Linked DNA regions of Homo sapiens: region 2 is linked to region 1. A link is an interaction called in ENCODE POLR2A ChIA-PET data of the cell type or tissue named here. Cell type or tissue: GM12878. All regions are shown on one strand. Each heading gives the region's core, and the rest is flanking DNA. Links, peaks and the distances in the headings are about the cores only.

Region 1 (5,330 bases), core at 331-5,330:
ACACTGTAACAGAGTTTTACTGAATTTTGAAGGAAAGAAGCTGTCCTGAAAAATTAAACTCTGCAAATATTTGGTATATCGTATTTAAAATAAATTTTGAAAAGTAAATTTCGTTTGCCCATTGATAAATCTAGATCTTACCAATTTTTTTGAATAAAAACATTTTCTAATTACTGACATCCCTGAAACTTCTGTAAAATAAATGGTAAGTGATTTGGGCCAGGCATGGTGTGGCTCATGCCTATTGATTCTGACACTGTGGGATGCCAATGTGGGAGGTCTACTTGAGGCCAGGAATTCAAGACCAGCGTGGGCAACACCATAAGACCCCATCTCTACAAAAAAATTTTTTTTTAATTAGCCAGATGCGGTGGCACACACTTGCAGTCCCCAGCTACTCAGGAAGCTGAGGTGGGAGGACTGCTTGAGCCCAGGAGTTCAAGGCTGCAGTGAGCTATGACAGCACCTCTGCAATCCAGTGTAGGCAACCGTCTCTAGCAAGACCCTGTCTCTAAAAAATTAATAAACAAATAAACAGAGTATATGATTAAAGTCCAACTCCTTAGGGGGAAAACTTTTGAAACCATAAAGAAAATACTTTTCCCAATACATATATATATGTATACATATATATATATGCATATATATATGTATACATATATATATGCATATATATATGTATACATATATATGCATATATATGTATACATATATATATGCATATATATATGTATACATATATATGCATATATATATACATATATATGCATATATATACGTATATATACACATATATATACGTATATATACATATATATACGTATATATATGTGTGTGTGTGTATATATATATATATATATATATATATATATATATACACACACACACACACACACATATACCTAAGTTTATCCAACTGGTAGAATAATAATAGTAACACCAATGTAGGTTTATGATGTGACAATGTTTATACTGACAGAGTATTGCTAAGTGAGAAAACACAATGGACACTGAAAAATAAAAACTATTAGCTAAGCTGACCAAAAACAAATCAATGAGAAAAAGCCTGGATGTAAGAGGTGTGTCAGATAGACTGCCCAAAAATCTGTATTCGGAGACAAGAGACGAGATTTCTATGAAACATCAGAGGAATACCAATGCTGACACTGAAAATCCAACTTGAATTCATGATCTTAGCCCTAAACCAAAAGGTTTAGATCCACAGGCCAGAGAGAAAGGAGCTTGGTTCAAGAGAGGAGGATTGGCTGGGCGTGATGACTCACACCTGCAATCCCAGCACTTAGGGAAGCCGAGGCGGGTAAATCACCTGAGGTCAGGAGTTCAAGACCAGCCTGGCCAACACGGTGAAACCCTGTCTCTATTAAAAATACAAAAATTAGCTGCGTGTGGTGGCGCATGCCTGTAATTCCAGCTACTCGGGAGGCTGAGGTAGGAGAATCGCTTGAACCCAGGAGGCAGAGGTTGCAGTGAGCCAAGATCATGCCACTGCACTCTAGCCTGTGTGACAAAGCAAGACTCTCGAGAAAAAAAAAAGAGAGAAGGATCTGTTACCATCAAAGCAACTAAAACACCAACTCCTTCATCTCAAGGTTGAAAACTAAAGGAAAGACCTAATGTAAACAATGGACTCTGGGTGTTAGTGATGTGTCAATGTAGGTTTATCAGTTTTAACAAATGTACTACTCTGGTGAGGGAAGGTTAGTAACGGGAGAAGGCTATGCATGTGTTGGGGCAGGGGATATGAGGTACATCTCTGTACCTTCTACCCAATTTGGCTGTGAACCTAAAACTGCTCCAAAAATAAGTCTATTTTTTAAAAAAGGAAAAGATACAAAACTTATCCTGCCTTTCTAGTTGGAAATGTATTTCAAGGTAACTAAACAACCCTAGCTAGTGATGGCAAACTTTTCTTTGTAGAAAAATGCCAGTAATAACTGTAGAAATAACAGAACTATAAGAAAGTCACTACTGTACAACTCTAATAAAATAAGTGATTCAGGCAAGGATTGAAAAACTGAAGCTACAGCACTTAGGTGGACGACTGATGGAGAACTGGGCACTCACATGCTGCCACGGTATCTCCCCATGGATTATGTGTCAGTTGTGAGGGAAAGTTACTCTACAATGAAGATTTTTGACTTTCATCTCTTTGATCTAGTGACCAAACTTAAGACAGCAGGAGAACCACAAATACTTTCCAATTTGACGCCCTATACAACATACAACATGACCTTTATTCTTGCAAAAATGTTCAACTTGAGTCTAATCAAGCCCTTGATTCAAAATTTCAGGTTATAGGAAATGCAGGATAGACGAATAAGTTAATCATTATTAGGAGGAAACAACCTAACAAATCCAGTGTGAGACTTCTACAAGTCAACCGGCCTGGTCTCCTTCATAAGTCAGTGCCTTGGAGAAAAGAAAGGGTTAGTAAACTATTATTAGATTCAGGGAAAAAAAAAAAGGCCTAAGATATATAACAGCCAAATGCAACGTGTGATCCTATCCTGTTTGAAACAAACCAGCTACAAAAGACATTTTGGGGACAAATGCAGAAACGTGAATATGAATTCATCATTAGACAGCATTACGGCATCCTGGTTAACTTTGTTAGAGAGAATAATGGTATGCATAATTAATTAGGAAAATCATTTTTTTAAAAAAACAGACATACTGAAGTATCTAAAAGTCTAACTGAAATGTCACAATGTTTATAATTTACTTTAAAATACTTAAGGGGGAAACAATGAGTATATTCTATATATATTTTTTTATTATTCTATTTTCTTTTATGCTTGAAAAATCTCAAAATAAAAAACATTTAAAAAGGGAGACTGATGGAAGGAGAGAATATTCTACCTTGGGGGTTCAAGGTAATTGTGCAGTAAGGAAGTGAAACAAAAAATATCAGTCTAAAATAAATAATGACTGTTTTTGGCTATATTTAGTAGAGAAACTAACATGTAATTTGCCTGCTTTCCTCAGCCTGAGATAATCTGATGTGCTAAATACACTAGCACCCTAATTGGTTTACTGATTCTTTATGCTAACAATAAGACATAAAGAAAAAGAGTTACAAATAAAGGGGAAAACTCAAAGTCTCTGAGTCTTTTAGTCAAGTTGGAAGTAGTAAAGTCATGAAGCTTTCTTTTTCGCTTTTTGTTTTGTTTTGCTTTTTACGGTTTTTGGTATTGCTCTGTTGCCCAGGCTAGAGTGTACTAGTGTGATCACAGCTCACTGCAGCTTCCACCTTCTGGGCTCAGGCGATCCTCCCACCTCAGCTTCCCAAGTAGCTGAGACCAGAGGCATGCACCACAATGCCCAGCTAATTAGCTGTAGAGACAGTCTCCCTATGTTGCCCAGGCTGCTCTCGAACTCCTGGGCTCAAGTGATCCTCCTGCCTTGGCCTCCCAAAGTGCTGGGATTACAGGCATGAGTCACCATGCCCCACTAGGGAGCTTTCTACTGCAGGAGATCTAGACTTATTTTGAACAAAATCATCATAAAACTTTAACTTCTAACAACACACTGTAAGTCAGAAAAATATTTGATGTTAAATATTTAAAAACACATTTCTTAGTTACCTGTTTTGGTTGCCTTTCTAAAACTTGAGCTTTTAACCAGGTTTCGACTTCTTCAATTTTCTTTTTATGCACAGCAAGTTCATGCTACAACAAAAATTTCAAATTTAAAACAAAACTTCTTAACTGAAGATTTTTTGGTACATCAGCACATATGAACCTAAGCATTATTAACGAAAAGAAGTAGCAAATCAGTAACAATCTATATAATAAAATGATCCTTTTGATTATACTTGAATTTTTATACTATTATGGAAAAATTATATTCTTAAGTTGATACCTCTGTATGATAATTTTGGCAAGTTTGCAGTTATAACATTTTTTAAAATTCAGAAATACATTTTGAGAAGACAGTAGAGAGGAGTATTACATTTAGTACAAAAATTTTTAAAAAGATCAATTCTATGTTGGGATTAAATTAAATCTAAGACAACTAATCATACAACTTTAGAATAACTATTGAGAAAAATCTAAGCCTTGGAAAATAAAAAAATCCAGAATTTTTTCTAACACTTAGAAAGATTCTTATGAGTAAAAAATCTGAAAATGTAAATCCCTCTGCTTCCCATCTACCCTTATGCACCCTGAAATTAAATTATGTAGATATGTCTGCATGCTTTTCAGTACCTGAGTTTCTGGTTTATATTTATCCACCCATGGTTCATTTTCAGACAGATATTCTTTTGAATTTTCTAAACCATAAATCTGTTCTAAGGAAGATAGATTTCCTCTTTTTCTCGCTGGAAATCTGCTGCTTTCTAATGTAGAAGGCCCATTTTTTCTTCTATGACTTGAGTTATTCACACCTAATGATGTGGCAGTAATAGTAGAGACGCCACTACACTCTAGAAAATCATCAAATGATGGGTCAACCCAGTCTGTTACCTGAAAAAAAAAGAAATCATGTAAATATAATCACATTTTCTCCCATCTATTCCCCCAAATAACTGAACTACTCTGGAAACAACATATTCATATATTTATAACCTTTAAAACTTAAAAAAAAAAAAAAAAAAAAAAAAAAAAAATTTTTTTGAGACCGGGTCTCACTCTGTCACCCAGGCTGGACTGCAGTGGTATAATCTCAGCTCAAGCAATCCTCCAGCCTCAGCCTCTTGAGTAACTGGGACTACAGGCATGCACCACCATGCCCAACTAATTTTTTTGTATTTTTTGTAGAGATGGGTTTTTGCCATGTTGCCCAGGCTGGTCTCAAACAATTCTTGGGCTCAAGTGATCCTCTCACATCAGCCTCCCAAAGAGCTGGGATTAAAGGTATAAGCCACCATACCCGGCCTAAAAATCTTACAAATTAACTCTTTTTAAATAAAACTCTGTCTGTAATAGTTGTTTTTCTACTTTACAGTAAGTGCAAGTGCATACTTGTCTACTTGACCTTAAAGGAGTAAAGAACACAAACTTATTTTTATTAATTGTAACCTTCCCAGCATAAACACTAGAATGATTTTTTTAAACTCTCTGTAGGATTGAAACATAAATATTAAAATTACCTATTAAAAAAAGCAAAACAAAATAAACAAATGATAATATTTTAACAGAAACAGCAATAAGAGTAATATATCTGCCTTGGCCAGGTTAATACATTCACAAACTAAGAACCATTTCATACATCCAAATAATCCGTATCAGCTTGAAGACTTAGTGAAGATATAGGCCAAAGATCATAACGTAATCTGTAATTATGACTGGATTATATTTTTCTTCAGT
Region 2 (5,382 bases), core at 276-5,275, 58 kb before region 1:
AAACTAGGCAAATCCATTCGGACAGAAAGTAGATTAGTGGTTGTCAATGGTTGGACAGAGCTGAGAATGGGAAATAACTGCTAATTCGTAAAGGGTTTCATTTTTTTTTTTTTTTTTTTTTTTTTTGAGACAGGGTCTCACTCTGTTGCCCAGGCTGGAGTGCAGTGGCGCAATCTTGGCCCACTGCAACCTCCACCTCCTGGGTTCAAGTGATTCTCCTGCCTCAGCCTCCCAAGTAGCTGAGATTACTCAGCCTGCCAACATGCCCAACTAATTTTTGTACTTTTAGTAGAGACAGCATTTCACCATGTTGGCCAGGCTGGTCTCGAATTCCTGACCTCAAGTGATCTGCCTGCCTCAGCATCCCAAACTGCTGAGATTACAGGCATGAGCCACCACACCCAGCCAATATAGGGTTTCTTTTTGGGGTGATAAAACTGTTGTGGAATTTGAGTGGTGCTGATTGCAAAACTCTGTAACTATACTAAAATTCACTGAATTGTACACTTTAAAAGGGTGGGTTTATTATATGTGAATGAGATCTCAATTAAAAAGAGTACATCTGGGCCGGATGCAGTGGCTCATGCCTGTAATACCAGCACTTTGGGAGGCTGAGGTAGGTGGATCACCTGAGGTCAGGAGTTCGAGACCAGCCTGGCCTAAATGGGGAAACCCTGCCTCTACTAAAAATACAAAAATTAGCCGGGTGTGCACCTATAGTCCCATCTACTCAGGAAGCTGAGGCAGGAGAATCGCGTAACCTGGGAGGCAAAGGTTGCAGTGAGCCGAGATTGCACCACTGCACTCCCGTCTGGGTGACAGAGCAAGACTCCATCTCAAAAAAAAAAAAAAAAAAGAGTACATCTGATTAAAAAATGGCACAGGTGGCCAGGCACGGTGGCTCACGCCTGTAATCCCAGCACTTTGGGAGGCTAAGGCGGGTGGATCATAAGGTCAGGAGTTTGAGACCAGCCTAACCACCATGGTGAAACCCCGTCTCTACTAAAAATACAAAATTAGCTGGGCATGGTGGCGCATGCCTGAATCCCAGCTACTTGGGAGGCCGAGGTGGGAGAATCGCTTCAACCCGGGAGGCAGAGGTTGCAGTGAGCCGAGATCGCGCCATGGCACTCCAGCCTGGGCAACAAGAGCAAAACTCCATCTCAAAAAAATAAAATAAAATAAAAATTAAAAAATGGCACAGGTTATAAGGCATTCCTATTTCAATATTCCTATTTCAAAATGTGAAAAATGTGGGGGGTGCGGAAGAGCACTACGAAAAAGCTTAAGCCTCTGTAACTACCATATCTACTCCTGGTTTTCCTCTTTGTCATAATCACAGCTACCTGTCTGATGTGTGTGTCCAGCAGCTCACATTTGTAGCATATCTCATATCTGCTTGCTTTTTTTTTTTTTTTTGGAGACATGGTCTCACTCTGTCCTTCAGGCTGGAGTGTAGTGACAAAATCACAGCTCACTGCAAACTCCACCTCCTGGGTTCAGGCAATCCTTGCACCTCAGCCTCCTGCTGGGTCTACAGGTGCATGCCACCATGCCCGGCTAATTTTTATATTTTTTGTAGAGACAGGGTTTCACCATGTTGTCCAGGCTGGTCTTGCATGCCTGGGCTCAAGCGATCTGCCCACCTTGGCCTCTTAAAGTGTTGGGATTACAGGCATAAGCCACTGCGCCTGGCCATTTCTGCTCTCTACTCTTACTCAGTGGGCGCTCTGCCTTTGGGCCTGGGGTGCTAACTGCTGGGCTCTGGCTTAGCAGGGGAATGCAATGCCCCTGGTGGCTTCCCTACATTCCCTTTCTGAATAAACCTTTGTGAATTATCCTAGTTTGAATGTGCTATCTGTCTCCTTTGGGACCCTGACTGACTCAGTATCTATCTTAGGCAAATTCGTATTTTACTTAAGTAAGAAAATAAAATATGGGTAAGCACAGAGTGAAAAAAAAAAAAGAAGAAATACTGTTTAATAATTGAAGACAAAAGATATTAAGTTACATAATTTGAATTGTCATCTTGACTAGACACCTTGAGGATCTCAAATGCTTTCCTAGACACAGAAAGCAGATGTAAATGGTTATAAATTTTTTTAAAAGCCAGATTTTGGGGGCCAGGCGTGGTGGCTCCCACCTGAATCCCAGCACTTTGGGAGGCCGAGGCAGGTGGATCCCGAGGTCAGGAGATCAAGATCATCCTGGCTAACACGGTGAAACCCCATCTCTACTAAAAATACAAAAAAATTAGCTGGGCGTGGTGGCAGGCGCCTTAGTCCCAGCTACTCGGGAGGCTGAGGCAGGAGAATGGCATGAACTCGGGAGGTGGAGCTTGCAGTGAGCCAAGATCACGCCACTGCACTCCAGCCTGGGTGACAGAGTGAGATTCTAGCCTTAAAAAAAAAAAAAAGCCAGATTTTATGCCAAATGCGGTGGCTCATGACTGTAATCCCAGCACTCTGGGAGGCCAAGGCAGGTGGATCACTTGAGGCCACTCTTGGCCAACATGGCAAAACCGCGTCTCCACTAAAAATAGAAAAAAATTAGCTACGTGTGGTGGCATGTGCCTGTAATCCCAGCTACTCGGGAGGCTGAGGCAGGAGAATTGCTTGAACCCAGGAGGTGGAGGTTGCAGCAAGCCAAGATTGTGCCACTGCACTCCAGCCTGGCAACAGAACAAGACTCTGTCTCACAGAAAAAAAAAAAAAAAAAAAAAAAAGCCAGATTTTATTCATCCTCTAGATTTCAGTGCTCCTCCTAGGCAGCTGCACATACTAACCTGTCGGCTTTCCGAATGATGTGGCAATCTGCTCATCACTGCATCCAGCTCATCAAACTTCCTCAGGACAGCCTGAACTTCTGCAGACAGCTCTTTGTACTCTGAAAACTGGTCTTGGAACACAGCTTTATAGCGTTCTCGCTCATCATCTGTCTGAATCACAGGGTATTTTCTAGGGGAAAAACATAAGCCAAAGATATAATTGTTTCACTAAAAGAAGCTGAATGGGAAATCAGCTTATCTTATTCCTTACTGATCATATTGTACCTTCAATTCAATACATTACCTCTCAGATAACAACTATTTACATACACGATTTTAAGCACAGAGTATTAACTTGGAGACAAACTGGAAAATGAAAGGACCAAATGGGGCCCCTCAACTTCTACCTTGAGGAAGAATTCAGACTGACACTCACGCCACATAGTCGGGCATCACGATAGGTTTAGGAATGTGGCCTGGGGGGATGTGTCCACTCAGTAGTTCAGGTTTCATTTTTGCTGTTCTCAGTTCCTTGAAATTAACTTCTGAGTCTCTTTGTCTGTCACCACTGGTGGCCATTTCACACTGCAGTTAGGGAGAAAAAGAGGATTTGTTAATAAACATAAGTAGAAAAAAACCCTCTGAATTCATTCTTAGAAAATGAGGAAGAAGATCAGGTGGGGTGGCTCAAACCTGTAATCCTAGCACTTTGGGAGGACAAAGCCGGAGGATCACATGAGGCCAGGAGTTCAAGACCAGCCTGGCCAACATGGCAAGACCCTGTCTCTATAAAAAGTTTAAGGCCAGGCACAGTGGCTCACGCCTGTAATCCCAGCACTTTGGGAAACCGAGGTGGGCTGACCACTTGAGATCAGGAGTTTGAAACCAGCCTGGCCAACATGGTAAAACCCCATCTCTATTAAAAATACAAAAATTAGCTGGGAGTGGTGGCGGGTGCCTATAATCCCAGCTCCTCGGGAGGCTGAGGCAGGAGAATCACTTGGGCCCAGGAGGTGGAGGTTGCAGTGAACCAAGATTGTACCACTGCACTCCAGCTTGGGAGACAGACTGAGACTCTGTTTAAAAAAAAAAAAATCTGGCAGATGCAGCGGTGTGTGTCTGTAGTCCGCTAGTAGCTACTTGGGAGGCTTGGAGGCTGAGGTGGGAGGATTGCTTGAGTCCAGGAGGTAGAGGTTACAGTGAGCTGTGATTGCATTACTGCACTCCAGCCTGGGCGATAGAGTGAGACTCTGGCTCAAAAAAAAAAAAAAAAAAAAAAAAGAAGAAGAAGAAGAAAATGGGGAGGAAGACAGGAGGAAGAAAAGTGGAAATAAGAGTTAACATTTCACATCACAATTATATGTTTTATAGTCACAAAGTTGTTCTGAACGTTTCTGTAATAGCTAAGGGAATCACATTTGGGATATGGTAATACACAGTAGGTAAAACACACTCCAGCCCCAATCGTGTACATGTCAAAGGTGGATGATGCAATGCCAAACACGCAGTCTTAAGAACTTACCTATTTAGAATTTACACCCCAACTAAACGTAAAAGAATAAAAAATGTAATTCAAAATAAATTCAAGGATAAAAATGGAACAAGCCTACTTAAATGGAAAGAGAAAGTAATGATAATGGCAATTTGGGATGATTTAATTGTAAGTAACCACTGAGTGGATTAGAAAAGGAAATGAGTTGGCCGGGCACGGTGGCTCATGCCTGTAATCTCAGCACCTTGGGAGGCCGAGGTCGGTGGATCACGAGGTCAGGTGTTCGAGACCAGCCTGGCCAGCATGGTGAAACCCTGTCTCTACTAAAAATATAAAAATTAGCCGGGCATAGTGGCGGGCGCCTGTAATCCCATCTACTTGGGAGGCTGAGGCAGGACAATGGTGTGAACCCAGGAGGCGGAGCTTGCAGTGAGCCAAGATCACGCCACTGCACTCCAGCCTGGGCAACAGAGTGAGACTCTGTCTCAAAAAAAAAAAAAAAGAAAAGAAAAGAAGTGAGGTTGAGGCCAGGTGCAGGGGCTTACACGTGTAAGCCTAACACTTTGGGAGGCTGAGGTGGGAGGTGGGAGGATCACTTGAGGCCAGGAGTTCGAGGCTGCAGGGAGCTGTGAATGGTCCACTGCACTCCAGCCTGGGCATCAGAGCAAGACCCTGTCTCTTAAAAAAAAAAAATTAAAAACAGAAGTGAGGTTCAGAGAGGTCAAGTCAATTCTCCAAGGTCACATAACTATTAAGTAGAAAAGCCACAATTAAAACCCAGAACTGGGCCAGGCAAGGTGGCTCACGCCTGTAATCTCAGCACTTTGGGAGGCCGAGGGGGGTGGATCATTTAATGTCAGGAGTTCAAGACCAGCCTGGCCAACATGGTGAAACCCTGTCTCTACTAAAAATACAAAAATTAGCCGGATGTGGTGGTGTGCGCCTGTAATCCCAGCTACTCAGGAGGCTGAGGCAGGAGAATGGCTTGAGCCCGGGAGGCGGAGGTGGCAAGGAGCTGAGATTGTGCCACTGCACTCTAGCCTGGGTGACAGAGCGAGACGCCGTCTCAAAAATAAATAAATAAATAAATAAAACCCAGAACTAGGCCACGTGCAGTAGCTCA

The links. ChIA-PET counts read pairs that join two places held together with the same protein. Peaks named below come from ENCODE experiments on the same cell type or tissue, not always from the same donor. Only the 100,000 strongest peaks of a DNase experiment are listed, where the experiment ranks them.
Region 2: POLR2A ChIA-PET joins it to region 1 with 9 read pairs; 4 of 35 experiments call an interaction of 5 or more read pairs at or near these places.

The regions. Positions count from the first base shown.
Region 1 is chr5:69,372,987-69,378,316 of GRCh38, reverse strand. RAD17 (RAD17 checkpoint clamp loader component) reads right to left here. Exons shown (of 19, transcript NM_133338.3): 5 at 4,230-4,487; 6 at 3,606-3,689. Among named protein-coding and RNA genes, the nearest start is that of RAD17, 5.8 kb to the right of the region's middle. In GM12878, for the core only: no CTCF peak of the experiment used is centred there; a DNase peak (open chromatin) is centred at 3,096; H3K4me3 peaks cover 2,112 bases; H3K27ac peaks cover 3,313 bases.
Region 2 is chr5:69,430,497-69,435,878 of GRCh38, reverse strand. It overlaps MARVELD2 (MARVEL domain containing 2), which reads right to left. Exons shown (of 7, transcript NM_001038603.3): 4 at 3,204-3,352; 5 at 2,786-2,957. Among named protein-coding and RNA genes, the nearest start is that of MARVELD2, 18 kb to the right of the region's middle. In GM12878, for the core only: no CTCF peak of the experiment used is centred there; DNase peaks (open chromatin) are centred at 2,948 and 3,308; H3K4me3 peaks cover 865 bases; H3K27ac peaks cover 2,207 bases.